Linked DNA regions of Homo sapiens: region 2 is linked to region 1. Evidence: read pairs that join two places in POLR2A ChIA-PET (ENCODE). Cell type or tissue: GM12878. All regions are shown on one strand. Links, peaks and the distances in the headings refer to the core of each region. The heading gives the core; the rest is flanking DNA. Region 1 overlaps ESRRB (estrogen related receptor beta). Region 2 overlaps LOC105370576 (a long non-coding RNA gene).

What was found. ChIA-PET counts read pairs that join two places held together with the same protein. Peaks named below come from ENCODE experiments on the same cell type or tissue, not always from the same donor. Only the 100,000 strongest peaks of a DNase experiment are listed, where the experiment ranks them.
Region 2: POLR2A ChIA-PET joins it to region 1 with 7 read pairs; 2 of 35 experiments call an interaction of 5 or more read pairs at or near these places.

Annotation. Positions count from the first base shown.
Region 1 is chr14:76,499,581-76,504,952 of GRCh38, reverse strand. ESRRB (estrogen related receptor beta) reads right to left here. Exons shown (of 7, transcript NM_001379180.1): 7 at 3,116-5,372. Among named protein-coding and RNA genes, the nearest start is that of ESRRB, 130 kb to the right of the region's middle. RefSeq lists an enhancer at 4,434-4,973. In GM12878, for the core only: no CTCF peak of the experiment used is centred there; a DNase peak (open chromatin) is centred at 2,172.
Region 2 is chr14:76,586,899-76,592,270 of GRCh38, reverse strand. It overlaps LOC105370576 (a long non-coding RNA gene), which reads left to right. Exons shown (of 4, transcript XR_944042.2): 4 at 1-1,606. Among named protein-coding and RNA genes, the nearest start is that of VASH1, 170 kb to the left of the region's middle. In GM12878, for the core only: no CTCF peak of the experiment used is centred there; no DNase peak of the experiment used is centred there.

The sequences.
Region 1 (5,372 bases), core at 236-5,235:
TCCTTCCAGTTTCTGCGGCCGAAATCTTTGGAATTACCCACATCTCCTTTCTTTCTCTCACATTCCACATTCAATTTATCAGCAAATCTGGTGGCTTCAAAGTAGATCTAGAACCTAAGCATTTCTTTTATTTTTATTTTTATTTATTTTTTTGAGACAGTCTTGCCGCGTCACCCAGGGTGGAGTGCGGTGATGCGATCTCGGCTCACTGCAACCTCCGCTTCCCAGCTCAAGCTATCCTCCATCTTCAGACTCTCGAGCTGCTGGGACCACAGGTGCAAGCCATCATGCCAGCTCATTTTTGTGTTTTTTTGTAGAGACAGGGTTTCACCATGTTGCTTAGGTCTCCAACTCCTGAGCTCAAAGTGACCCACTCACCTTGACATCCCAAGGTGCTAGGATTACAGGCATGAGCCACTGTGGCCAGCCCCCAGTGCGTCTTAACACCTGCTCTGAAACATCCCTGCTCCAAGCCACAGTCACCTCACCAGTGGTCTTCTAGCTGTTCTTCCTGCTTCCACCCTGTCCTCTTGGAGCGTGTTATTAACACAGCAGCCAAAAGAGGAGAGGGACAACCAAAGCCCCCATGACAAGTTTGGGGCAAAACTAAGATGGGGTGGGCACAAAGGTGGGGCCAGCCAGGTGCCTCTGGTGGCCCAGGAAGACTTGAGGATGACACACCTGTCCCATGTACTTCCACCCCGGCCCCATTCTCAAGACCACTATTTAAATACATGACCCGGATAAAACCCCAATGCCACGTTCGATGCCCAGCCAGACACTTTCAAAGAAACAACAGCCCAGCAAACCACAAAACAACTGAAAGTCCTATTAAAATGTGTGATCGTGTCACCCCTGTATTCAGACGCTTCCACTGGTTCCTCATGTAATCTCTTAGCCTGAGAGCCACACTTACTATGGCCTTGTGCCCCTTGTTCCCCAGGGCCTCCCCCATTCCATTTCGCCCACACTCCTTTCCTTGAAGCTTGCTGAATATGCCAAGCATAGTCTTACCCCAGGGCCTTTGCCCTGGCTGCTCTCTCTGCATGAAGAGCTTTCCCTCCATACACCCACAGAATCCTCACTTTCTTTAACTTTTATTGTTGAACGTAACATCCTCATTGAGACTGCTCTGACCACTCCCTTAAAACTTGTAGCCTCCTACCCATTTCTGATCACCCATACCTTGCTTCCCCCCAACTCACTTACACTATATACATTCTAACAAACTATATAATTTGGTTATTTGCTGTGCTTATTTTCTCTCTCTTCCTCCCAGTAGACTGTCTGCTCCATGAAGAATGAAGATGGATTTTGTTTGTTCTTGTTTCTCTTTTTTTTGAGGTGGAGTCTCACTCTGTCGCCCAGGCTGGAGTGCAGTGGTTTGATCTCAGCTCACTGCAACCTCCGCCTTCTGGGTTCAAGCGATTCTCCTGCCTGAGCCTCCCGAGTAGCTGGGCCTACAGATGCGTGCCACCATGCCTGGCTAATTTTTGTATTTTTAGTAGAGACGGGTTTTCACCATATTGGCCAGGTTGGTCTTAAACTCTTGACCTCGTGATCCACCCGCCTAGGCCTCCCAAAGTGCTGGGATTACAGGTGTGAGCCACCGTGCTCGGCCTTGTTTGTTCTCTTTATGGAGATAGTCTCCATGCCCAGGATAGGGCCTGGAATGGGTAGATCCTCAGCAAATATTTGTTGAATGAATGAATATTAGTTGAATTTTTCCCCTTTCTTTGAAGCTTCACTTTTTTGCTAACAAAAAAAAAAAAAAAAAAAGAGAGAGACTAGAGAATGAATGGAGATGGAGGTATGGATGAGGGTTAGGTCTTTGAAAATATGAGCTATTAGTTGGTCTGATCACAATTACATGTATAAATGGAAAAGGTAGCACAGAATATCCTAATATACAGATAATCAAATAAAGATTTTCATTTTGACTGCATTACGTGATATTATGGTTGACTTTCTTTCCTAATTACTTTTTTCTTAAGATAGCAACATAAATAGCAGCCGTGTGTGCATTCTTTTAAGGTGAATTACCTAAAAAGAATCTACAAATTGAGTACTTTCATTCCCACAAGTACATAATGCATATCATGCATGAAGGTGTTAAATGCAAAGATAACCATGTGGTTCTTATCTTCCAAGAGCTGCAGGAGACTCACAAACCTCTCACTGAAAGTTGACCAGACCCTGAGCTGTTCACGTATGTGGGTTCTGTGGGCATTATGGTTGGCTGTCTTCTAGACTTCTAGACTTCCAACCTACTCCTTTCCCACAGTGTGGCAGCTAGGCCATTGAGTGGAACTGATTCTACCCCAGGCTGGTCATGGGGATTCACTAAGGGATAGATACAAAACCCGGTGGAGTTCAGAAAGAAGTTCAGACATTTTCCATGGTTGCAGAAAGAGATTTTCTCTCTCCCACAAGGTGTGAAACAAAAAACTGGCAGCCTTCTTGCTACCAGGAAAGAGGCCAGCATAAGGATGAAACAAACACGCAGAAGAACTGGGGGAATCGGAAAAGCTGAACCATAACCCTATTGACTTTGTAAACCCCTGGATCAAACCCTGCCTGATGCCTACCCCACTTCCGGACTCACATATAAATCCAGTAAGCCAGTATAAGCTAAGGTAACTTTTACTTGAAACAAAAGGCATCTTGAAATGTCTTCTTTGATCTCTTTCAGGCCCTCCCCTCTGCTTCTCACTGGTCCTGAGTGTGTCCTGGAATAACATGTGGGCTGTGCTATCCGGTGTTGTGTGTGTCACAGATGCAATTCAAAATCCTAAGGTAATGAATTGGTTTTCATTCACATATATCTGATATCTCATTTCTCTGGCATTAATGAAAGTAATCGATTGCCTTACCATTAATATTAAAAGCATAAAAGCAACAGGGAGCTTCTCAGACCTGCAGCATACTTCTCCAGTTGCATTCCTGAGCTTTGCTGGTGAACATGTTTTAAAATGACACCATGGGACTTCCCAGGGAACACTAAGGCTGGGTTGCCTCTCCCAACGGCCTCTCCTAGCCTCAGCCTGAAACCCAAGGGCAGTGCTGTCTGGGGGACAGTCAGCCCAGAAAGACAATGTGTGAAGAAACTCAATAGTTCCTTTCCTTATTTATTAGATTCCAGATACATGGGACCAGGATGGAAGCATCCTAGGGCATTTGATTTACATGGGGGTTTCTGGGAGAACATATACAGAGGCAGAAAGACATACAAGTAGGTGATGCTGCAATGGGGAACTGCCATTTTAAAAAATATATACATCTTAAGAAGCCATTCCAGCCATATTATCATTATTAGAAAATAAAACAATCTTTCCACATAGTGCTTTTCTTTGGTGCTGTTCCGTGAGCATGGACTCTGGACCCTTCAGTCTTCTTGTCACAAGCTGGTCACCCTCCCCTGCCACTTCCATCTGCACAGAGGGAGGGCAGAGTCTATGGGGAAAGGAGGCCCCCCCCACCGACACAGGTGGGTGCAGGTTCCAGCTCCTCTAAGGCGCTGCCATGGCCTCCCGACTCTGCTGGAGTCTTGAGAGCCTCTTACTTGGTTCTTAAAGTGTGGCCCGAGGAAGTTCCCTATATGCAAAGATTGGTTTTCACACATGACGAGTTCACAAAGTGACAAAGCCAGTCTGGAAACTTTAGAACGTATAAGGACAAGGGGACCAAACAAAACCCAGCCATACCACCTTCTCCATGGTTGGATTTTCATGTTTTATTTCTTGGTTCATTTCAAATGACCTGTATCATGAGAGTACAGCTGAGACAGGCTGTTTCCTCTTTACAGATTTTCCAGAAATGGCAGGTTTAGGGTAAACTTGAGATCTGTTCCACTGGGGGAAGGTTCCCCTAAACTCTCCTCACTTCACCACCTTCCACTAAGTCAGTCCTCTCCCTTCCCCGGAGAGGGTCCTCATCTGGCCAGGATTCCAGCTAAGAAGTTGGCCCCTGAACTTCTTTTCTGAGTGTCCAATGGACCCCTTCAGTACCAGGAACTTTCCCATTGGATGGAGTTCCATTGTTACTGACACATTTCCTGTTGTGATCTGAGTTTTAAGTATAAAAGCAGCTTCCACCTCATGGACACCAACCATCAGGACTTCCGCCCCACTCTGCTAGAGGGGCTCTGAAGTGAGGTCACTCGCAGCAACACTAGATCCAGTGAGGTGCAGCTGCCTGGTGTGCAGAACACCCACTTGCTCCAAGCCAGATGTTACATGGTGAGCCAGAGATGCTTTCCCTAGAAAAGACAGACAGCAGATGCCAGCTGGGCATGATGCCCTGCCGCCTGGGTCCTCCAGCTTGAGCAGGAAGTGACAGAGCAGGGTGCTACCTCGGCCCCGCTGCAAGGACACAGCACAGTGAGAGACTGAGGGAGTCCCAAAGCACACACCCCAAGGTCTCTACTGTGAAGGTTTCTCCGGAGCAGAACCTCAGGGCAGAGCCTCTAAACACTGTGCTAGACTTGGTTTGTAGCTGGTGTTCCTTGATGCCAAGAAGGGGCCTTTGCCCCAAATGTGTGCCTCCACCCAAATGAGGGAAGATGGGCTGCATGGAGGGCTAGGGCCGCAGCATCCTGGGTAACGGCTCCAGTGCCTACTCATCAAGTGACTCAGACCCGATTCCCCACAGGCAAGGGGAGCCGGAGGGACACATCACTGGTCTGGGAGGGCTCTTGAAATCCTTAACATTTTCTGTGTGGGACACCATCAGAGAGCTGCTCTGCAGTTTGTGGATTTCAGCCAGCCCTCCCTCCTGTCTGGGATGACCTCAGCACGTCCCAGCCCAGAAGCCCAGGCCGGGAGGTTCCTGGGGTAGAGCCAAGGAGGTGGGACCAGGGCTTCTATGGAAAAGCTGCAGAAAGTTACCTGGCCTCCTGGTGTCCTAGTGCTGGGTGAGATCTGCCTGCCTCTCTCATTGAGGGGGGTTGGACTAGAAGGGCGTGGATTGGGGATCCCCGGGGAGTTGCTCTGATCCCTGCTTGTGAAGGCAGCTGATTGGAAGGGGCATTTTCCATCATGGCTTGACATTCTTTCATCCTTGGGAGATCCTCTAAGCTGCTCTTGGCCAACCTGTGAGCACAAATGGGTGTTCAGGGCTGCCCCTTGAGTTAGTGAAAACTTTCACGGCCATCCACAGAAATAGAGTGACCCACTGTCCCCGTGTGCCTGGGGTAGAGGAGTTTCCTGGGATAAAGAAACGTCCTGGACAAACCAAGACGGTTGGTTACCTGGCACAGCCAGGGGGACTGCAGGGGTCCTGCCAGAGAGCTGGCGTGCTCGCGGTGCCCAGGGGAGCTACACCAAACCTCTGGTAGCCCAAGTGTGGTAGGAGGGCACCCCTCCTGTGGCACT
Region 2 (5,372 bases), core at 175-5,174, 87 kb before region 1:
TCGCCATCCTCAACAACATAGGGATTTTGTTGGCAAAGAATTATCTCATGGCACCTAAGCCTTACTGAGCACTTAGCTGACGTTGGATACTCTAAGCACCCCATATGCGTGACCTCATGGAACCCTCACAACAATGCCATGATGTGGGAACTATGATTACCCTATTTTTCATAACAGGAAGCCGAGCCATAAGGGTTTCAATCATGTTTCTAAATGACAGAGCCAGGATTTGGCTCTGAGCATGAGTTTTTCCCACACTCGGGCTATCTTCCACTTGAGCCCCATGCCCTCAGCCATCAGCTGACTGCTTAAATTCAGGTCCCCTGAACTGCCCCCATGGTCCCCAGCCCCCAACCTTGTCACTGTGGTGAAAGAGCTTGGTCTTTCAGCTCGGAGGTCCCCATTCAGAACCGTCCTTTGAGACCTGGGTGATTCCCCACCTCTGAGGCTCACCACCACCAGTGGTGCCTGGCACTTGTGAATTCCTGGTCCCCTAACCTGTCCCCTCCTATCTCTCTTCCATATGTCCCTGTCCCTCTTTCTATTATTCTGTTTTTCTCTTCCTCCCTCTCTTCTTTTCTTTCACAACATCCCTTTATCCTTTCTTTAAAATAAAAGAAACACAGTCTTCCGGCCAGGGCTTAGTTCTTATACTCTCACTTTCCTTCTGCCCCTCCCCTTCGCCACCCTTCTCCTTCTCTGGCCTCCCATTCCCCACACGGAGGCACCTCCCCCAACCCCCACTGACACACAGCCACCCCCGTGAGCACACGCTGTGGAGCAGGCCCAGAGGAAACCGCCAAGCCAGGGACATAAACATAATGGAGCTGGCACGGGCCCCTCTCCAGGGCTCGGCTTGGGAGTCACTCACTGTCACTAACAGGCCTACGTCCCCAACTGCCTTCATGATGCTTGGGAGGAGAGAGCCCAGAGTGAAGGGGACTTTTACTATCCTCAGAGGGAGCTTTGTTCCTGCTACAATCTTTTCTGCTCTGCTCTAGGCCGGCCAGCAGCTTGAAAGAGGTTTTGGTTTAAATGGGTCTCTCTCCTTCACTCAGCAAACATCAATTAATTAACCAGAATAGTCAACAGTACCAATAAAGAGCTTGCAGGACTGGCCTGTGGGGTGGAGGTGGCATCTTAGAAAACCATGCAGGGCAGCCCATTCTGCAATGGATGGGCTGAAGCCCCAGGGCTTGGTTTCCTGTCTCCCTCCCAACCCCCTCCTCTGCCTCTGACCCTTAGGCTGTGACTTTGGTGTAAAAGGAACTTGCTCTGTTACCAAACACATTTATGTAGCTGATCTTATTCATCTTCAGAACAACTCCAGTTTACCGATGAGGCAGTGCCCAAGTTCAAACAGCCATGAGCAGTGGAGCCACACTCCTGGATGATGAGGCCGTCCTGGTTTGCACAGACAACCTGCTTGTTTCAACAGGACCATGGAGGAGAGTAGAGGCCACCAGCCATATGCAGGGACCGTGCTCCGTTCCAGCTCTGCCATGGGAAGCTGTATGACCTTGCATGGCTGCCCAAAGCTCCTTTTGTCTTGCCCTGCCTCCCTCTATAAGTATGGAACGCGGCCGGGCGTGGCGGCTCACGCCTGTAATCCCAGCACTTTGGGAGGCCGAGGCAGGAGGCCGAGGCAGGAGATCAAGACCATCCTGGCCAACATGGTGAAACCCCGTCTCTACTAAGATACAAAAAATTATCCGGGCATGGTGGCATGCGGCTGTAGTCCCAGCTACTGGGCTGAGGCAGGGGAATTGCTTGAACCCGGGAGGTGAAGGTTGCAGTGAGCTGAGATTGCACCACTGCACTCCAGCCTGGTGACAGGGCAAGACTCCATCTTAAAAAAAAAAAATGGAATGCTGCACATTCACTTCCTCAGTCAGAGATGGCCCCATAACCCAGATGTCCCCAGTGGCAGGCAAAAGGTTTTTGTTTGGTTGGTTGGCTGGTTGGTTTTGGTTTTGGTTTTTTTTGAGATGAAGTCTCATTTTGTTGCCCAGGCTGGAGTGCAGTGGCGTGATCTCGGCTCTCTGCAACCTCCATCTCTTGGTTCAAGTGATTCTTGTGCCTTAGCCTCCTGAGTAGCTGGGATTACAGGTGTGCGCTGCCATGCCGCGTTAATTTTTGTATTTTTAGGCTGGGCATGGTGGCTCACGCCTGTAATCCCAGTACTTTGGGAGGCTGATGTGGGTGGATCACTGAGGTCAGGAGTTCGAGACCAGCCTGGCCAACATGATGAAACTCCGTCTCTTCTAAAAATACAAAAGTTAGCTGGGCATGGTGGCAGGCACCCATAATCCCAGCTATTGCAAGGGCTGAGGCAGGAGAATCACTTGAACCTGGAAGGCAGAGGTTCCAGTGAGCCGAGATCGCACCACTGCACTCCAGCCTGGGCAATAAGAGCAAAACTTTGTCTCAAAAAAAAAAAAAGAAAAAGATTTGTATTTTTAGTAGTTTAGGGGTTTCACCATGTTGGCCAGGCTGGTCTCGAACTCCTGGCCTCAAGTGATCCACCCACCTCAGCCTCCCAAAATGCTGGGATTACAGGTGTGAGCCACTGCACCCAGCCAAAAAGAAGTTTTTAGAAGTCCCCAGTGAAGGTTTGTTGTCCGGGATTTAAAAGGAGGGCTTTTTTGCCTATCCCCTTCTCTCCTGCTTTGCGTCATGGTATGAAGATATGACACTGGGAGCTGAGGCAGCCATCGTGTGAGCATGAGGTGGCGAGCTTGAGGACTGAAGCCAACATATTAGAGCACGTGAAGAGCCTGAGTCATGGAACCCTGCCTCCAGCTATCAGCTCCCCCTTCAGACTTCTTATTATGGGAGGAAAATACACCTTTACTTGTTGAAGTTTTTACAATGGGCAGAATGATGTCACCATTCCCAGAGATGTTCATGTTTTAATCCCTGGAATCTATGACTATGTTAGGTTATTTGGCAACAGGAAATAGTGGTAGCAGATACAATTAAGGTTGCTAATCAGCTGGATTTAAAATGAGGAGATTATCCTGGAGTGTCTGAATGGACCTATATAGATGTATCCCTCAAGACATATATATCTCTCAGAGAGAGAGAAAATTTATATTATTTTTTATTTTTTTATTTTTTTTGAGACGGAGTCTCACTCTGTCGCCCAGGCTGGAGTGCAGTGGTGTGATCTCGACTCACTGCAACCTCCTGGGTTGGAGCAATTCTCCTGCCTCAGCCTCCCGAGTAGCTGGGATTACAGGCACCTGCCACCATGCCTAGCTAATTTTTGTATTTTTAGTAGAGATGGGGTTTCACTACGTTGGCCAGGCTGGTCTTGAACTCCTAACCTCAGGTGATCCACCCACCTCGGCCTCCCAGAGTGCTCGGATTACAGGTGTGAACCACTGCATCAGGCCAAGAAAAATTTATTTTAAGGAATTGGCCCATGAGCCTGAAATTTGTAAAGCAGTCTGGCAGGCTGGAAATTCAGGGAATAGTCAATGTTGAAGTCTTGAGTGCAAAGTCTGCAGGCTGAAAATTCAGGCAGAAATTCTATATTGCAGTCTTGAGGCAGAACTGCTCCTACTTTGAAACCTCAGTCTTTTCTCAGCCTTCAACTGACTGCATCAAGACTCTCAGGTAATAGAGGGTCACCTGCTTTACTGAAAGTCTACTGATCTGAGGTGAGTGCAGTGGCACATGCCTGTAATAGAAGCTACTCGGGAGGCTAAAGCGGGAGGGTTGCTTGAGGCCAGGAGTTCGAGGCCACAGCGAGCCATGATCATACCACTACACACCAGCTGGGGCAACGGAGCAAGACTCTGACTCAAAAAAAAAAAAAGTTTAATTTAAGTGTTAATCACATCTAAAAACTACTTTTATAGCAACAGGCCAGGTGGGGTGGCTCATGCCTGTAATCCAGCACTTTGGAAGGCTGAGGGAGGTGAATCATTTGACACCAGGAGTTTGAGACCAGCCTGGCCAACATGGTGAAACCCCCCCCGCCCTACAAAAGATTAAAAAACCGGGCATGGTGGCCTGTCCCTGTGGTTCTAGCTACTTGGGAGGCTGAGACAGGAGGATCACCTGAGCTCAGGTGGCCAAGGCTGCAGTAAGCTGTGATCACACCACTGCACTCCAGCCTGGGCTACAGAGCGAGACTCTGTCTCAAGAATAAATAAATAAATAAATAAATAAATAAATAAATATTTTAAAAGCTACTTTATAGCAATAGCTAGACTAGTGTTTGACCAAACAACTAGGCACCATAGCCTTGCCACGTTGACACATAAAAGTAACCATCACAAGGGTCCCCAAACGTACAAGAGGGAGGCAAAAGAGTCAGTGTCACAGTGATTCTATGTGGCAAAGACTCGACCGGCATTGCAGGCTTTGAAGATGGAATGGGGCCATGAGCCAAGGAATGCAGGACACCACTAACAGCTGGAAAAGGAAAGAAAATGGTTTTCCCCTAGAGCTTCTAGAAAGCAACAAGCCCTGCTGATGCCTTGATTTTAGCCTTGTAAGACCTATTTGGACTTCTGACCTCCAGAACAGTAAGATGATAAATATGTGTTGTTTTAAGCCTCTAAACTTTATTATAGCAGCACAAGGAAATGAATACAGCCACTGTTTGTTCAGATTTTTTTCATGCACTTACAGCCAAAAGCATACCTAACATTCACTTGGTAATGTCACTTTATCTCTCTGAACTTTCAGTTCATCTCTGATGAATGGTAGGGGGTGAGGGGAGAGACTGAAGTTCTCTAGGCCTGTTTCTACCCTGCCTATGTCGGATCTAAATCTACCTGACTCAAGGGTGGTCTATTACTCCCTTACCAAGGTCCTCCTCTGCAGAACTGTATAAGTGGCACTCCAGGATGTTGGCCCTTCTTGCTAGCCATGGCCTTTGAGGCTCCCCAGACACATGCTAAGCACTTTAAGGAAAGGGGCCATGTCTTCTCTTTGTATCTTCTCACAGCAACCACTGCATGAATCAACTTTCTAGCATTCTCCTGTCACTAGCTGTGTGGCCTGGGACACATTACTTAACCTCTCTGGGCTGCAGGCTATTTGTCTCTAATAAGCAGATAATAGAAGTACCTGCCTCATAGGCTTATTATATAAGGAATAATTGAGATAATGAACGTGAAACATTTAGCACAGTACCTGACAACACACACTAAATAAATATTACTTTTAATGGTGATATTATTCACCACAATAAATATATTGAAAAGGCATTATTCTTGCCATTTTGCTATTAAGAAAACATATATTCAAAGAGGTCAGTTAATTTGCATGAGATTATGGAGCTCAAGAGGGCAAAGTTAGACTTGGAACCTAAATCTACCTGGTAAAATTAAAGGTAATAACACATGTAAAGTGCC